3 separate regions of the Homo sapiens genome follow, and regions 2 and 3 are each linked to region 1. Evidence: chromatin contacts called from ENCODE Hi-C or POLR2A ChIA-PET data. All regions are on one chromosome and are shown on one strand. The core of a region is the stretch at or near the end of the contact, and the rest is flanking DNA. Distances in the headings are between cores, read along the strand shown.

The links. Hi-C counts contacts between places; a loop is a spot of excess contacts on that map. ChIA-PET counts read pairs that join two places held with the same protein, here RNA polymerase II (POLR2A). Pooled maps may share reads with other maps.
Region 2: a pooled map shows a loop between it and region 1 (2.1-fold over the local background). The contact joins two enhancer-like sites. A Hi-C loop is called at or near these places in 2 of 50 pooled maps. POLR2A ChIA-PET finds 5 or more read pairs at or near these places in 2 of 52 experiments (HEK293 and activated T-cell).
Region 3: a loop to region 1 is called in a pooled map, with 3 times the contacts of the local background. The contact joins two enhancer-like sites. A Hi-C loop is called at or near these places in 1 of 37 single-sample maps with no recorded cell type and 8 of 50 pooled maps. POLR2A ChIA-PET finds 5 or more read pairs at or near these places in 1 of 52 experiments (activated T-cell).

The regions. Positions count from the first base shown.
Region 1 is chr5:72,011,371-72,015,845 of GRCh38, forward strand. No RefSeq gene overlaps it. Among named protein-coding and RNA genes, the nearest start is that of MAP1B, 94 kb to the right of the region's middle. Within about 2 kb of position 2,926, at least 4 of the 41 ENCODE cell types and tissues checked have a DNase peak (open chromatin) inside an H3K27ac peak, as active enhancers do.
Region 2 is chr5:72,246,905-72,251,252 of GRCh38, forward strand. All of the region lies in intron 4 of MRPS27 (mitochondrial ribosomal protein S27), which reads right to left. Among named protein-coding and RNA genes, the nearest start is that of MRPS27, 71 kb to the right of the region's middle. Within about 2 kb of position 1,672, at least 13 of the 41 ENCODE cell types and tissues checked have a DNase peak (open chromatin) inside an H3K27ac peak, as active enhancers do.
Region 3 is chr5:72,263,544-72,267,898 of GRCh38, forward strand. All of the region lies in intron 4 of MRPS27 (mitochondrial ribosomal protein S27), which reads right to left. Among named protein-coding and RNA genes, the nearest start is that of MRPS27, 55 kb to the right of the region's middle. Within about 2 kb of position 2,933, at least 2 of the 41 ENCODE cell types and tissues checked have a DNase peak (open chromatin) inside an H3K27ac peak, as active enhancers do.

The DNA.
Region 1 (4,475 bases), core at 1,676-4,175:
AAGGTTGGGATTGAGGAATCAAAGAATGTGAACACTTCTGTTACATCGTACTGTTGGGACTTCCAAAAAAATGTGAACTAACTTATCATTGTGGAAGTGATTCTTTTTAAGGGAAGATAAAAGACAATTCTATATTTTTGAGAAAAGAGAGACAGGGCAAGAGAAGTATCAAAAGGAAAGAAAAGATGAGGAATAGCATTAAGGGCCCATTACAAATAGGATATAAAAAAAAAATCCTGAAACCCATGAGATGAGACAAGAGGGGATGTGGAAGAGAAGAGAACACCTCTTTTTTTTTTTTTTTTTTCCTCAAGACGGAGTTTCGCTCTTATTGCCCAGGCTGGAGTGCAATGGCGTGATCTCAGCTCACCACAACCTCTGGCTCCCAGGTTCAAGCGATTCTCCTGCCTCAGCCTCCTGAGTAGCTGGGATTACAGGCATGTACCAGCATGCTCGGCTAATTTTGTATTTTTAATAGAGACAGAGTTTCTCCACGTTGGTCAGGCTGGTCTTGAAATTCGGACCTCAGGTGATCTGCCTGCCTTGGCCTCCCAAAGTGCTGGGTGTGAGCCACCGCGCCCGGCCGAGAACACCTCTTTACCTTTTAAAAGGAGCTGGCTGATCCTTAAAGAATCCTCACCTGACTGCTTTTCTTTCTGAAAGCACGTAGGGAACATAGGCATGAACTCTTGCCATCTGCAAGGATCCCAAACTCAAGGGCATGTTGGATTTCAAAATGCAGGTCGCATGTTTATAACTTAAAATATAATTTCCCATGAGAAAAAAAGTAATAATAATGACATTTCACTTTTTAATCATTTTACAGTTTGGGGATATGGTACAGTTGTTCCAGTATAAATGGATATGTGGTTTCATTTGAGCCTCACAACAATTTTGGGCAGTAGGGTTGACTCTGTTTGGTTTGACACATACTAAGAAACTCAGAGCAAGAGACTTAGTATTGTCATAGCAATACATATGTGGAGTGCTTTTTTTATTTAAATGAAATTCACTGGTGGGAAACCAAAGCCCAGACTTTTCCAAAAATGGCATCTCCCTCCTCCTCCCCTCTTCCTCCTCTAACCCATGTCCTCTGGGCTAACCTTGCCTCTTTCCACATCAACACACTTGGCCACATTCCTGGTGTAGCACGTAAAAGGCTGTTTTACCCATGATTATTAATAATTTAGAAAAAGGGCAAGTTAGAAAAATATTTGCCTCCTAATTTCAAGATTTGAGGCAGTCTGTAGGCAATGATGTGAAATACATTATGCTAAGGTTATCTTTCAAGCCTTGGGCCTGTTTTGTTATACCGCTGATGCTCTTTTCCCTGACCCAGCTCCAAAGATATGAAATCAGATTGTCTGGAGTTGTGGTTCAAGGCTCTGTATTATAAAACAGACAAACAAAAACAAAAACAAAACTCTAACATGAAAGGAGACTTAAATGAAAAGATAAAGCATTTCTTATGTAAATAACAAGAAGACAACATAGAGGTGTCATTTCTCCCTAAATGAACTTTTATGTTAAATACTTCAAGATGATACTTGGAGAAAAAAAAAACTGTGAAGGGATTAGCTGATGCTAACGTTTGCTTGGGAAAATTAACAAGCATGAACAGGCTGGAATTTCTGAAAAAGAAAAGTAGTGGGGGGATTTGCCTTATGGGATTTTATAGCACGTTAGGAAGAAGCCAGCTCCTGCTGTCTTGTGGCTCTGGCACCTTCCTCACGCAGAGGCATAAGGTGACCTAAAGTCACTGTGCTTGTCTTCATCATGCCAGCACTGAGTTTTTGAGGAGATAAGTCTGGCTGTGTGCAAAGCAGGTGGAGCCAGACATAAGAGGAATGACTTCATTCTATAAGAACATTAGAGAGACTGTGGCTTGTAAGATTGAAGAAGACGTGTGTTGGTGGGGGTGTGGGGAAATGGCCACTCTCTTCTATCGGGAGTGGGTATTTATGCTTCAGATACACATGTATGAAGTATTATGTATATAAGAATCTTCTCGAAAATCTGCTAACCCTTCAACTCATTTCTTTCTTTCCTTCTGAACCCCCGTGTTATTCAAAAGCTTCCAATCCCCCAAATGTCTCAGTTTTCAGGAGCAGTGAGCTCTTCAGGGAAGATGAGGGGCAGGAAGCCATTTTCTCTTGTGCATCGTTTGTTAAGCATGTGTTTGCAAGTTACAAGTGGATCAGACAAATGTCCTTATTTGCCCAGACAATCCTGGTATATGACATTGTCCTAGTATAATTACTAACAGCTCCTCTTGTAGATGTCCCACTTGGGATGATAAACTACATGATAACCCTATTTAAAAGGCAAAGACTACCTGTATTTTAATATGGGAAGACAATAGCTTTGCCTAGAAGATAGATGCGTGACCTTGCATGTCTCTTTAATAGAGGAAGAAGGTCCCCCACACCTCCAACTGCCTCAGTGTGAACTTCCCTTGGCTTGACTCAAGGGCTTTGACTCAGGGGCTTGACTCAAGTGGTTTGAGTTAGCCTTGAGTCCTCATAAACATGGAATTATTGAGTGTTGCATCAAATGAGTCCCTTCCAAGCTGCCATTTATCTTACCAGAACTGAGTGTGTGCATGTGTATGTGCATGGGTGTGGTAGCAACGTCATCTTTCCATGGCTAAGAAGAAGTGTGGACATACAGAGAAATGCTCTGTATTACTGCAATTGCTTTTGCATTCTGTTTGCAATGAAGAGGGAGGAGAAAGAAGAGATGGAGGGGGGCAGGAGGGAGAGAGAAGTGGGGAGCAGGAAAGAAAGGGAGGGAGGGATATTTAAAGCCACTGACAATTCCAGGGTCCTCTCCCTCCCCAGTCCCAGGCACACACTTCTGTGAGAGGGGCTCTGATATAAAACCTGTCCTGGAAGAGGCAGCCTAAGTCTCAGACGCTGCTGTACAGAAGTCCTGTGACGTGGCAGTTTCTATAGCGACGAGTCTCTTTCATTGGAGAAAGCTCCCTAAAGCAGGATACACAAAACCCTAGCAACCGGTTGAAGGCTTTTTTTTTTTTTAATATGAAGATTTTTCTGCACTTGAATTCAAAAGCCCCCTTCCTAGGAAAGCAGCTTCGTAGCAGGCAGGAAAGGGCTGCCTAGCGTGTCCTGGGGTGAGGATTTGGAAAGATTTGAAAGCTGTTGTGGACCAGGGTAGGGAAAGCGAGAAAGAGAGGTTGCAGTTTAGTGCTGCCTCGACTGGCTGGATCCAGTCTGAATTCACCTTCCAGCCTTTTGTATAGGGACCCACCACCACTGCCAATTAACCCATGATATGAATCCGCCAGGGACAAAACAAAACTGCTACTGCCTCAGCAACCCCATCATGGTCTTCCCTTTCACCTGGCGTATTCCAGGCATCTTTTGCAGGGAGAAGTCAACTCAGGCATGCACACCTGAGAGCTGGGAAACAGTAAGCCTGCTTACTTGGCACAAAATAAATGCCCCATTTAGCTGATGCTTAACTCCTGCCTCTTCCCATCAACTCAGCACAAACGTCACTTCTTCAGGAAAGTCTACTGAATAAGAGATTGCACTTGGCAGCATGTAAAGAGACCCATCTGAGTAGTTTAACCAAATAGGAGTTTATTTTACACCTAAGAAGAGGCCCAGAGGTGGGCAGTCCGGGGGGCTGCCAGCTCCATAATCATCCCTGTCCTAGCTCCTCCTGTCTTTGCCTGGCTGTTGTTCTTGGCATGTTTCACCCTTGAGGTCCCTTCCTAGTCACAAAATGGCTGTTCCACCTCCAGCCAGCAGTGCAGGCAGGAACAAGAAGGAAGCAGTAAGGAGGAAGGGGCGGTGCCCACGTCAAGAAGCAAAACTCTTCCCAGAAATTGGCAGCAGATTCCACATCCATCTCATTGGCCAGGGCTGGGTCATGTGGCTTCAACCCCAAGCTCCAAGGGAGGCTAGGATATGTGGTTTCGTAGCTGGGCAAATTGCCAGCCTGAACAAAACCGTGGCTGTTTAAAGGGCAAGCTGAGGATGAGTGTGGGTGGACAACTAGCAGCATTTGCTACACTTCCGGTGTTCGTGTCTACACACATGCTATCTTCAGGTTAGGTCACCCCTCCCTGCCACACAGCGTCATGCAGTGGTGTGCTGGAAAATGTTTAACAGCCAGATGTCTGGGACAACAAAAGCCACTGTTTGCTCTTATCTGTGGTATAAATACTCCCACCGTGGCCAATTTTAAGCTATCAACATGATGTCCAACAGAGTTAGGAAGACAGACATAGTAAAACATCATTCTATAGTATTTCCAACATGCAGACATAAAAAATATAAATAACCTCAAAAGCATAGATAATAGTAAAATGTAAAATAATTAGGAAGTAATGGGTTTAAAATATGTATCTCATTTTTAATATAAATCGTGTAATTTTTAGCATATATAACTTAATATATATATTTTTGAGATGGAGACTTGCTCTGTCACCCAGGCTGGAGTGCAGT
Region 2 (4,348 bases), core at 422-2,921, 230 kb after region 1:
GGTTTCACAAAGGTCTCTAACAGCGAAAAATAAACATCTCTTCTAAATTTAGGAGCAGAATCAACAGAAAAATAAACTCAGTGTAAAACAGTTCTGGAATTGCCCTGAACTAGCTGTTTAACTTTGGAAAGTCACTTGATCCTTCAGGGTTTCAGTTCCTGCAACTGTAAAATGAAGAGGTACGGTTATCTGGATCACAAACTCAACTGTCTACAGGGGCCAGTCAGTTAATATAAATGCATGAATCATGTAAGACAATAGGTACAAAGCTGCTTGTATTACAATCAAGCAAAGTGATTTCATTATACTGTTTATAAAAACACAGCTTACGGGCCAAACAAAATACACTTGAACTCTGGACTAGACCAGACCCCCGGAACTCCTTCCAGCACTTAAGTTTAATGACTGTAAAAGACAATAAGCCTATATCTACTCATTAAAACATCAGTCATATACAAGTTTCTATTAAACCAGAAAAATGGCAGTGATACAAACAAGTGAATAAAGACTCAAAGATAAACGAGCAACCATTCAGTCCACAGCTGATTTTACTTTATTCCACTAGCCTCCATTCCCCCACCATATGGTACCCACTTTGGGCAGGCAACAGAGATTATTATTATGGGAATGGTGGGCCCTGCAAATTGGCATCTAAAATTTCAAGGTGAAATGATAAAATCAGCTAAAGTTAAATTTAAGGTCCCTAAAGTACATTATAACTGAAGATCAAGTTTTATAGAAAATAAAATTTTCAGCAATTGATCACTCCATTAGTAAAGCATTTTATTTTCTACTCAAATATTTCAGTGCAATTCATCTTATATCTAAGAAAGTCATCCAAAGTAATTTTCCTACATAATATAAATTATTGTTTTATATACTGTTACTTTATCAAACCTCTGTTATCTGGCAATTCCTATAGCAGAAATGGTTGAACTCTAAAAAAAGGGGAGTAGGATAGGGTGGGCATAGAGATATTAAGAAATTACTTGACAGTTTTTGGAACATAATGACTATTTGTAGTTTAAAAAGGAAAGATATTTAAAAATTGAGACTTATTATTTGTGAGTCCAATTGGTTTTTAGAAAGGTTTACTTTACCACTCACCAAACAAACAAAAACCCTTAGTTGTTTACATGTAAAGACAGAAAAATTAAGGTGACCTTTCTTTCTTCTGCTGCCAAATAGTAAAACTCAGTATGACTATAATACATTTAATAGGCAGCTCCTCTATTTAGCTCAAGCTAGTCTCTCATACCAAAAACCAAATTTTTAAAAACTGAATATTTGAAATTATACAAACAAAATATGCTAAGAAAATTCTTAACAATGACCAAATGCAAACTTCATGTCATAGGAAGGTTAAGTACCAGAGGCAATTCCTTTTAATAGGATGACAATCATAAGAAGGAACAGTTACAATTCTGAATATGAAAGAGCTGTTTCTTTAGTAATAAACCAAATACAAAGTTCCGGGTTCATCTGTTCTGGCTGGCAAATCTTGCATAAAAAAGCCATACTTTAGCTAAACAAAAGCTTTTAGGCTGGCCCAGAAAGAGGGAATGAACAATTTGAAAAACATCTTTTACTGCCTGAGAAAATTTAAAAAGTGTCTGAAAGTGCCAGGAGACCTGCCTCAATGTGACTCAGGCAGCTTTCCAAAGTCCCTCAGCTTTCCTAAGTATGAGTCATAGGGGAAGGAGAGAGGGCTCCTTGGCAAAGATACAGGTTTTCCTCTCTGGTTCCACCCCCACCATTTTCATTTAAAAAAAAAAAAAAAAAAAAAAAAAGCTTTGATGTATAATAGTTAAATAGATTCCAGACAGGCTTAACTGAAGAAGTTTGAACACCAGGGAGGCAAAATATCATTGCAGAAGTTGCTATTGTTTGCTATTGTGATCCACAGACACAGGGAGCATCTTCTGCATCCTAAAAAGGGCTCGGCCCATTGATCATGTGTCAGATCATGGCTGCACTTTGTGGGAGAGAAGAGGATAACAAGCTATGAAAATACCTCTGCCTCCCTAGTTTCTTAAACACCACAAGCTCATATACTGAACAATTACACTGAGTTCGAAGGGGTGGGAGCTTGTCCTTTATGAGTGCACATTAAGCAGAATTTCAAGTGTGGTAGCAAGTAGACTGTCCACATATACATGGCTGCTACAATGAATGCAGCCTTTAGTGAACAGATACACTTTTTCCTTCAATAATCTTAGGCAAAAAAGTAAGAAAGCTGGGATTTTTTAAGCATGAATAAGGCAAAACTGAATGTTAAACTGCAGAGAGAATAGTTCTACTTCTATACCTATATGAAATTACTTATTACAACAGAATGGAGCATTTGATGAGGTCAAAGCTCCTCTCTTCTGCATTTGATCATTTATCAACCTACTATGAATCAGGATATTATGCTGGGCACTAAGAGACAAAGAAGAATAAACATCTCCTTGCCTTCAATAAGGTTAGATTGGGATGATCAAAAACAAGTATTTTCAGCCCCGCGTGGTGGCTCACGCCTGTAATCCTGGCACTGTGGGAGGCCGAGGCGGGCAGGTCACTTGAGGTCAGGAGTTCAAGACCAGCCTGGCCAAAATGGTGAAACCCCGTCTCTACTAAAAAATACAAAAATTAGCCTGGCGCAGCAGCACGTGCCTGTAATCCCAGCTACTTGGGAGGCTGAGGCAGGAGAATCACTTGAACCCGGGAGGCAGAGGTTGCAGTGAGCCAAGATGGCGCCACTGCACTCCAGCCTGGGCGACAGAGCAAGACTCCATCTCAAAAAAACAAAAACAGGCTGGGCGCAGTGGTTCACGCCTGTAATCCCAGCACTTTGGGAGGCCGAGGCGGGTGGATCACGAGGTCAGGAGACAGAGACCATCCTGGCTAACACGGTGAAACCCCGTCTCTACTAAAACAATACAAAGAAATTAGCCGAGTGTGGTGGCAGCTGCCTGTAGTCCCAGCTACTTGGGAGGCTGAGGCAGGAGAATGGAGTGAACCTGGGAGGCGGAGCTTGCAGTAAGCTGAGATCACGCCACTGCACTCCAGCCTGGGCGACAGAACGAGACTCCATCTCAAAAACAAAAAACAAAAAAACAAAAATAACAAAAAAACTCCAAGTATTTTTTGAGCATTGATAACAAGTTTAGAAGGTTAATTTATAAGCATCATAGGTAATTTCCCATGTATATAACACTGATTATTTCATAACACCCTGATAATAAATTTTGAAAAACTGGCTCTCAATAGGAAAATAAATCCAACTTTTCTCTCTTCTTCCCAATAGTCTGTCTTTTTTGTTTCCTTGGGTATATTTAAGAAATAAAAATGTTAGAGATAATGTTGTACCCTGCTTCTCTCACTTTCTAGAACAAGAAAGTTGGTGTCCATCATTCTCATGTTATACTTTTACTACTTAGGGATATGTTCTGTGTTGAGTTTTTCAAGGTGCATGACTTTTTGACTCTGCATTCAAGGGCCTGTCTGATAGAGAACTGAACCAAACCACAGTAATGCTGCTTCTCCAGGGGCAGAAGAGTAGGGAAAGAAGTGACAAAATTACTGTTATCACAGACATGAGAGAGGACTCGATGCCACTTTCACTGTGAAAACTAATTGCACTGCCACCAGGTAAATCTCTGACAAAGTGCTGCTCTGTGTTTGATTAGAACCCAGCCCCGACTCACTAACTGAGTCATTTAACCTAAGAATCAGTTTTATCATTTTTAAAATAGAGATGATAATACCTTAATCACTGGGTTATTATGAAAATCACATAGGAGCTATTTAGGCATTTTGCCGGCTTATAATTCTTTTTGGAACCAAACACAGTAAAAATATGCACATATACAAGCAATACTAAAATATATATTTTTAAAGACAAGGTCTCACTCTGTCACCCAGGCTGGAGTGCAGTGGCGAGATCACAGGCATAACTGTCTTTGGTAGTAGAGAGGTAGTTAAGATATCAGCATCAGAGAGAACTTCTCCTATGTTAGAACCTCAGGAAACTGATTCTAAAATGGATTCAGGATTCTAACCGGTAAAAGTTATATCCAGTTTATCTGGTAAAACTCTAGATTGATATGAAGATTAAAGAGATAAAACATGTAAAATTAAAATGCCTGGCACATGGTGCTTTCAGACAACTTGGACAGAGCAGTCAGCAGCAGCCTCATTCTAAGGGCCACTGAGTTAAGTATGAACTCTTATGATTATTACCATCCACACGGCAGGTGACTTGCAGAGCGCTGGGTACCTGTGTGCAGCAAAGACCTGACTGCCATTAGCCAGAGGGGATGGAATACAGTAGGAAGAACTGGGTCAGTAAGAGGGTAAAGAATCC
Region 3 (4,355 bases), core at 1,683-4,182, 250 kb after region 1:
AAGGAACTCTTAACAACAAAAAGACAACCCAATTAATAAATGGCAAAGTACTTTAAGAGATATTTCTCCAAAGAAGATAAACAACTGGCCAAAATAGGCACCTGAAAAGGTACTCAACATCATTAGTCATTAGGAAAATGCAAATGAAAACCACAGTGAGATATTACTCCATACCAATTAGGAGAGCTATGACTAGAAAAATGGAAAAGTATTGGTTGAGAATGTGGAAAGACTTGTACACTGCTGGAGCAAAAGTAAAATGGTGCAGCTGGCCACTATGGAAAATAGTTTGGCAGTTCCTAAAACAGCTAAAGACAGAATTACTGTAGGACCCAAAAATTCTATTCCTAGGTAGATACCCAAAAGAACTAAAAATAGGTTCTCAAGTACATGTACATGCATGTTCGTAGCAGCACTATACACAATAGCCCAAAGATAGAAACAACCCAAGCATCCATCAACAGATGAGTGAATAAATAAAATGTAGTATATACATACAAAGGAATATTATTCCACTGTAAAAAGAAATAAAGTACTGATACATGTTAAAATGTGAATGAACCTTGAAAACATGCTAAGTGAAAGAAGCCAGACACAAAGGTCTATATTGTATGATTCCATTTACATAAAATATCCAGAATAGGGAAATTCATAGAAACAAAAAGTAGACTAGGTTGCCAGCAGCCGGAGAAGCAGGTAATGAAGAATAACTGCTTAATGAATATGAGCTTTCCTTTTGGGGTAATAAAAATACTTTAGAAACAGAGATAGTTATTGCATAACATTGTGAATATACTTAATGACACTGAGTTGTTCATTTTATGGTTAATTTACTGAATTAAAGTGGTTAAATTTATCTGAATTTCATTTTTAAAAAAAAAGAGAGAGAGACTTACAAATTGAATTGTGTCTCCCAAAAATATAGGTTGAAGTTCTAACCTCCAGAACCTGTGAATGTGATCTTATTTGGAAATACGGTCTTTTGCAGATGTAATCAAGTTAAGATGAGGTCTTTGGAGGGGGTGTAGGGGGCTTAATCCAATACAATTGACATCCTTAGAGGAAGAGAAGAGGCACACACATGTGCACACAGAGGGAGAGTGCCATGTGATGGCAAAGGCACAGACTGGAGTGGGTGCATCTATAAGCCAAGAAACGCCAAGGATTGCTAGCAACACCAGAAACTAAGAGGAAGACATGGAACAGACTCTCCTGTACAGCCTTCAGGGAAAGGATGGCTCTACTGACATCTCTGATTCCAGACTTCTAGCCAGAACTATGAAAGAATAAATTCTGCTGTTTTAAGCCACCCAGTTTATGGTACTTTGTTACAGCAGCCCTAGGAAACTAAAAAATAATGGAAAAAACAACGGAGGAAGTACGCTTAGAGAAGGAAGTATGAGCGGTATGTGGAGCAACTAGACCGTGAGGGGAGCTCAGATATGAACTTCAGAGTACTTCTATGGGAAGAACTTGAGAAAATTATTCTAACCTTGCGGCTTAAGGCAGCAACAAGATTTCAAGAAAGAAGAGTTGTAGCTATTTATTTGTGTAATAGGCAATTACTGAACATTTATTGTCTTTTTAAGGACCTTTGCTAATTATGAGTTTTTATTAGACAAGGTTTCCTTAAAATGCTGATAAGCTCGCCATTTGATAATGACACAAATCTAGGCCACATATGACCAATGTAACCTGAGTAATACAAACTAAGTGCTACCAGTGTGCAATGTAACCTGAGTGATACAAACTAAGGCTGTTTGCTGGCTGAAGTGATCTGAAATGGCATCACAGGGTCTGGGCACTTAAGATTTGGCAGACTTTTAGAAGTAAGGGAATGATTCCTCACAGCAAGAGCAGTGCCCAGTTTACAAAGGAAATACAATTAATTATTTGTTGGGCAACACTGAATGATCCAGAAAAGATAATTCCATAAATGTAGGATTTACATTAGAGATTAGTGATATCTGGCTGGAAAAGTAGGCTGGAATCAAATTATATAAACAGTCTGGGCTATTCTCAAAATATGTGACATCAAGAACAGGACTGAGCCTTGGGGTGGTGGGAGCGTTCTTTACTAACTTCTAAGCCAGTAAATGATACTGGATTTTTCTTTATCACCTCAATAAAGAAAGTTTGGACAGATGTCTCACAGAGCTATAAACTAAGTGGATGATGATGTTCACATCTCTGTTTTACAACTGGGAATTGCAAATCCAAGAAGCCATTAATATAACTCGTAAAACACAAGGAATGTTGACTGTCTTAATTGAAAAAGAAGCCTGGCTCTGTTACGAAAACAAGGAAAATGACTTCAGGTAGACCTATGACATTAATAAATTTAAGGCAGAACACCTTATTTTAAATGAATGATTAGTTCACTAAAATGAAAGCAAGATTTTGATTTGAAATTCGTTAATGGTTTTTTCCTCCTATGAAGGTGGTGTATTCGAAATTTGAATACAGATGCTAGAAAATAAAGCTTCACCTAAGATAGTATCTCATAGGACAGAGGAGGGGAAGATATAAGAAAGTGGAAGGAGAAACAATAGGTCTTGGTGGAGTAGACAAAAAAATGAACCAAGCATGATGGGATATTAGAAGTTAATCATGAAGAATAACAGTGAGGCATGATAATTTGAAAGAGCACACATATCCAGATATGCAGCAGTCCCTTTATTTTCACAGAATTGAAAAGACATTCTCAAAGGCCTCCTTCTCTGACTTTTAAGACCCAGACTTTCCTTAGCTGAACCATCCGTAACGTGGTGAAGTAGGTATCTTTCTCCACCTCCCCCAAGGATTGCTAGATATAGTAAATACATGACTGCCCCAACTCCTAGCCTGAGTAAAGGAGTTAAACAGCAATCTTTCTAGGACAGGAATCTAAGTGAAGGCTGCCAAAGTGGCACCATGTGCTTTTTCATGCTCTACGTATCTACTGGCTGCTGGCCCAGTTCCTAGCTACAGGTAGAGAAATAACAAGGAAAATGTTATTGAACTACAGGAGAAGCAGCAAAGAAGATGAAGCCCATGCTGGGCGTGGTGGCTCACGCCTGTAATCCCAGCACTTTGGGAGGCCGAGGTGGGCAGATCACGAGGTCAGGAGATCCAGACCATCCTGGTTAACATGGTGAAACCCCGTCTCTACTAAAAATACAAAAAAATTAGCTGGGTGTGGTGGCACGTGCCTGTAGTCACAGCTACTCGGGAGGCTGAGGCAGAAGAATGGCCTGAACCCGGGAGGCGGAGCTTGCAGTGAGCAGAGATCGCCCCACTGCACTCCAGCCTGGGTGACAGAGCGAGATTTCGTCTCAAAAAAAAAAAGAAGATGAAGCCCGAAATGTGGTTACCACTAGGTTCATGAATCTTTTCTCACAGTAGAAAATATGCTGAATTTTATGGCTGCAGAGTCCCTAAATCTTCCCAAAGTGAGGCTCAGGGCTTCAGAGATGGCTATCTACAGAGCAGTGTCCCTTTGTATCTAAAGTGCTTCAACTTTTCCAGAGCACTTCTACATGTATGAGGTGAGTGATTCCTACACAACTTTATATGTTTATTTTAAAGATAAGAAAACTGAGGTCAGCAATGCTAAAGAATCTGACAAGAATCAGACTATATTCATTTTGGCATAACTATACGGAGTCTTCCAATTCCAATCTAGTGCTTACTGCTAACCACATGACTTCTCTGGACTGATATTCTAAGTTCAACCATGTAATTAATTTGAAACCGCCTAAAAATTTATCCTTATTTGCTCATTAAATAAGTTCATATAACATATGAACAGAGAAAGACAATGTATACACAGTCAGGATTTTAAATGGTATTAATTTGCTTATAGACTTCAGTCCATTGTTCATTCAACAAATATGATACTCTAAGTTCATCTATGTAATTAATTTGAAACCACCTAAAAATTTATCCTTATTTGCTCATTAAATAAGTTCAAACAATGTATGAACAGAGAAAGACAATGTATACACAGTCAGGATTTTAAATGGCATTAATTTGCTCATAGACTTCATTCCATCATTCATTCAACAAATATTTATTGAGGCTCAGCTATGTTCCAAGCACAGCTAAGTTCTGGGAATATAAAATCAAATAAGATATAACCATTACCCTCAAAAAGTACACCTTAGTTGGTGGTTCTCCAGAAATACATTTTGTCCAAAGTAAAAAATGCCTGCAGTCAAAATCAAATTTATGACTGCCAAAGATTCAGATATCAAAACAAATTAAAAAGAATCTGTGCTGCCTTGCAGTAATAAGATATAGAGGTCATTAAGAAAAAAAAAAAGTATGCTCTCAGATGCTGCCTTCCAAATAAATGTTCAGGGAACTTATGTGAA